Regions from separate parts of the Homo sapiens genome. Here region 2 is linked to region 1. Evidence: read pairs that join two places in POLR2A ChIA-PET (ENCODE). Cell type or tissue: GM12878. All regions are shown on one strand. Region 1 overlaps STX18 (syntaxin 18). Region 2 overlaps EVC (EvC ciliary complex subunit 1).

Region 1 (2,500 bases):
TTTAGGGGATACATGAATAAAAATGTGTAAAGGTCACTGACTTACACATCTGGTAGGGAGAAAAACACTAAACACGTATTTACAAATAAAATTCTATGAAGCAAAAACATAAGCATACCATGAGAGCTGCCTGAAACAGAGGAACAGCGTTTGTAAAGGCTGTGAGGTGGAGGAGAACATAAAATGTTCAAGGAATCAAGCTGGATCATGCCATGCTTTCTAATCTAGAGTAGAGATTACTTATTTTTTTTTCTAAAGAGATACCTGGAAGGGAGTGTTTTAATCAGGAAAATGATCTATTCAGATTTACTTCTTATGTATTTATTATCTCTCAGAAAAAATCTGTTGCTTATCAGTAAAAACAGGGAATTCATTCATTCATTCATCCATCAAATCTTAACTGAATATCTGTTTTGTGCCAGACTTTATTAGGCACTCAGGATACAGGAGTACACAGACAATAAAGCTCTGATACCTCTCGAAACTTAGCAAGAAGTATTTACTTTCAGAGAAGGAAAAGTGAAGTTAAATGGGAGACTAAGAGAAAATATTTGCAAATTATACACATGACAAAGGACTTGTTGTTCAGAATGTATAAAGTACTCTCAAAGTCAAAACTAAGAAAACAAAAAACTAAATTAAAAATAGGCAAAAGACTTGAACAGACACTTCACTAAAGAAGGCAAGGGGGGCACATGAAAGATGTTTGGCTTCATTAGCTATTAGAGAAATGCTAATTAACAATGATGTATCACTACACACCTATTAAAATAGCTGAAATAAAAAATACTAAAAATACCAAGTGTTGGTGAGAATGTGAAATAACTAGAATTCTCATACATTGTTGGTGGGAGCACAAAATTGTACAGCCACTTTAGAAAATAAGTAGCTGTTTAAAAAAAAAATAGTAGCCTTATTGAGCCCTAATTCACATAGCAAACAATTCATCCATTTAAATTGTGCAATTCCATGGTTTTTAGTGTATTTGAAAGTTGTGCAATCATATTTCCACAATCTGTTTTAGAACATTTTCATCACCCCCAAAATCCCATACCCATTAGTGGTCACTCCCCATTTCCCCCAACACCCCCAGTGCTGGGCAACCGATTTACTTTCTGACTCTATGGATTTGCCTGTTCTGGACATTTCATATACAGCAGTTCCTTCACTTACCGTGGGGTTATGTCCCAATAAATCCATAATAAATTGAAAATATGGGAAGTCAAAAATGCATTTAATACACCTAACCTACCAAACATCATAGCTTAGCCTTGCCTACCTTAAGTGTGCTCAGTACACTTACAGATGTATTTACCTACAGTTGAACAAAATCATATCCAAAGAATGCTGGCAACACAGTACACTGCAAAGTATGGGTTGTTTACCCTCATAATTGCATGGCTGACTGAGAGCTGATGTCGAGCATCAAGAGGGAGTGTCATACCGCACATTGCTAGCCTGGGAAAAGATCAAAATCCAAAACTCGAAGTATGGGGATGGGTGTGGTGGCTCACGCCTGCAATCCCAGCACTCTGGGAGGCCGAGGCAGGCGGATCACTTGAGGCCAGGTGTTCGAGACCAGCCTGGCCAACACGGCGAAACTCCATCTCTGCTAAAAATAAAAAAAAAAAAAAAATCAGCCAGGCATGGTGGTGCACATCTGTAATCCCAGCTACTCAGGAGGCTGAGGCATGACAATCACTTGAACCTGGGAGGTGGAGGTTGCAGTGATCTGACATCAAGCACTGCACTCCAGCCTGGGTGACAGAGACTCTGTCTCAAAAAACAAAAACAAAAACGAAAAATCGAAGTATGGTTTCTACTGAATGCTTATCACTTTTGCAGCACTGTGAAAGTTGAAAAATCATGTCCTGAACCTTAGTAAGTCGGAGACCATGTGTAAATGGACTTATGCAATAAGTGGCCCTTTGTGCCTGTTTTTTAATTTAACTTAGCATATTTTCAAGGTTTATCCATATTGTAGCAGGTACCAGTACTTCATTTTTTATTGCCAAATAATATTCCATTGTATGGATATACATTTTATTTATCCATTCATCAGTTGATGAATACTCAGATTGTTTTCACTACTTGAGTATTATGAATGATGCCGCTATGAACATTTGTGTACAGGCAGTTTCTTATACCATTAAACATACACTCACCAGATAACTTAGGAATCCCCTAGGTATTTGCCCTAGAGAAATGAAAATGTATGCTCATGCAAAAATCTGTATACAAACATTTGTAGCAGTTCTATTCATAATTGTCAAAAACTAGATACAACACAAATGTCCTTCAACAGGTGATAGATAATTGTAGTAACTTCATGTAACGGATACTACTTAGTAATAAAGAAGGAACTATTGATACACACACATCTAGAATCAACCTTAAAGGCATTATGCCGACTAAAAGAAGTCAGTTTCAAAGGGTATATATGATCTCATTTATATGATGTTATTGAAAAGACAAAATTATAGCAATGGAGAACCGTTTG
Region 2 (2,500 bases), 1.2 Mb after region 1:
CTGTTCAACTGAGGTCAGGAGTTCGAGACCAGCCTGGCCAATATGGTGAAACCCTGCCTCTACTAAAAATACAAAAATTAGCTGGCATAGTGGCAGGAGCCTGTAATCCCAGCTACTCAGGAGGCTGAGGCAGGAGAATCGCTGGAACCTGGGAGGCGGAGGTTGCAGTGAGCCAAGATCGCACCATTGCACTCCAGCCTGGGCGATAGAGCAAGGCTCCGTCTCAAAAAAAAAAAAAAAAAAAAAATTAGAGACCAGCCTGACCAACATAGAGAAACCCTATCTCTACTAAAAATACAAAATTAGCCAGGTGTGGTGGTGCATGCCTGTAATCCCAGCTACTGGGGAGGCTAAGGCAAGAGAATCGCTTGAACCCAGGAGGTGGAGGTTGCAGTGAGCCAAGATCATGCCATTGCACTCCAGCCTGGGCAACAAGAATGAAACTCCATCTAAAAAATAAATAAATAAATAAAGATAATGCCCAGTTTTCTAGCATGGTGCATACAGTGGCTTACCTTCCCCTGAGCACCTACCCTGATGCACAGGTGCCCAGCCACTTGCCTCATCCTGCTCTCCAGCCACTCAAGACACCTCGCTGTTCCCCGTACACCTCTGCACTTCTGCACATCTGTTCTCTCCGCCTGCGCGGTCCTTTCTTAGACTCTATCCTGCTCAGCCCTCAGGACCCAGAGAGATCACCTTCTTAACTAGGGAAGCCTTAACCTTCCACGCTAGATCAGGTACTTCCCTGCTTTGTAGGCACTGTTTGTTCTCCTCCTCTGTTCCAAGTCACAATTTTATCTTGCATTGCTTTCCTTTTGCTGTTTTTGTTTTATTTTGTTATTTTAACTTATTTCATCATTAAACCTGTTTTATTTACATCAAAGTTGTTCATGCACATAATTTAAAGTATTAGTTCAAAAGGAGCAATAGCCCCACCCATTTTCTACTTCTCAACAGTGGCCTTGTTAACTCTTTCAGCTGATTATTTTGGGAATTTACTTCCCATTTCTAAATAATGTGCCTATATTGCTGCTGCTTGCATTTTTTTTTTTTTTTTTTGGCTGCGTGCAATAGCCGTTGACCCTCCACTGTGGAAAGGAAGAGGACTTAGCTCTGTTGCCTCCCTTCCTCCATAAAATGTCCACTCTTCCCAACACCACCACCACACTCTCAATACGGAGGTTATAGGGGAATTTGGTTAAATTTGTATTCAGTGTTTCCATTATTACAATTCTACAAACATTATCTACTGCAAGTTAAGGATCAGTTGTGGTCATGAATACCTTCTTTTCTTGCACAACATTTTGTTTTTCCTGAAATTAATAGCTATTCTCTTTTTTTGTTTTTTGTTTGTTTTTTGTTTTGTTTGAGATAGGGTCTCACTTGATTGCCCAGGCTGGAGTTCAGTGGCATGATCACAGTTCACAGTAGCTTTGACCTCTTGGGCTCAGGTGATCCTCCCGCCTCAGCCTCCCAAGTAGCTGGGACTACAGGCTTGCACCACCATGCCTGGCTAATTTTTTTTTTTTTTCTATTTTCTGTAGAGTTAGAGTTTTGCCATGTTGCCCAGGCTGGTCTCAAACTCCTGGGCTCAAGCAGTCTTCCTGCTTTCACCTCCCAAAGTGCCAAGATCACAGGTGTGAGCCACCACATCTGGCCTTGGTTTTTTCATTTGCTTAGATTCTGTGTACTTATCATTCATTTAACTCTCCCCCACATATGTGCGTTTGTGTTCAAGACATTTGAATGCATTAGATATTTGATCCATTTTATCTTCTTGAGAAAAATATCTCTCCCAGAAACATTCTGACAAGCTCTAGTTTGAGCTGGTTATTCTCTAGACAGCTCTCTAAAGTGTGGACCAGACCAGCAGCATCAATATCTTGGGGAGCTTGATAGAAATGCATATTCTTGGGCTCTACCCCAGACTCACTGAAGGAGAATCTCTAGGGATGAGTCCAGCAAGCTGTGTTTAATAAGCCCTCCTGGTGATTTACATGTTCTTAAAGTTTGAGAAGCAGCTACTCATCATGCTGGGAGTTTCTCACGTCTCTTCTGGGTTGAATCCTGTTTCAGGGATTCCCTGGCACTCCCCTTTTGTTAGGTAATTTCATTGCATGCCTGGAGCACATCCTTCAGTAGCTTTTTCAAAAAGGGATGGATGCAACTCTTTTGAGAACTTCTATGTCTGAAAATATATTCTTCTATCTTTATACTTAATTTGGTAAGAATAATTAGATTGGGAATAATTTTCCTCCAGAATTTCGAAGGCATTTTTCCATTGTCTTTTTTTTTTTTTTTTTTTTTGAGATAGAGTCTTGCTCTGTCACCCAGGCTGGAGTGCAGTAGTGCAATCTCGGCTCACTGCAACCTCCACTTCCTGGGTTCAAGCAATTCTTCTGCCTCAGCCTCCTGAGTAGCTGGGACTACAGGCATGCGCCACCATGCCCAGCTAATTTTTGTATTTTTAGTAGAGATGGGGTTTCACCATGTTGGC

What was found. ChIA-PET counts read pairs that join two places held together with the same protein. Peaks named below come from ENCODE experiments on the same cell type or tissue, not always from the same donor. Only the 100,000 strongest peaks of a DNase experiment are listed, where the experiment ranks them.
Region 2: POLR2A ChIA-PET joins it to region 1 with 8 read pairs; 1 of 35 experiments calls an interaction of 5 or more read pairs at or near these places.

The regions. Positions count from the first base shown.
Region 1 is chr4:4,504,004-4,506,503 of GRCh38, forward strand. All of the region lies in intron 1 of STX18 (syntaxin 18), which reads right to left. Among named protein-coding and RNA genes, the nearest start is that of STX18-IT1, 24 kb to the left of the region's middle. In GM12878, no CTCF peak of the experiment used is centred here; no DNase peak of the experiment used is centred here; H3K27ac peaks cover 539 bases.
Region 2 is chr4:5,713,452-5,715,951 of GRCh38, forward strand. The region is part of intron 1 of EVC (EvC ciliary complex subunit 1); the gene reads left to right. Among named protein-coding and RNA genes, the nearest start is that of EVC, 3.5 kb to the left of the region's middle. In GM12878, no CTCF peak of the experiment used is centred here; no DNase peak of the experiment used is centred here; H3K4me3 peaks cover 861 bases.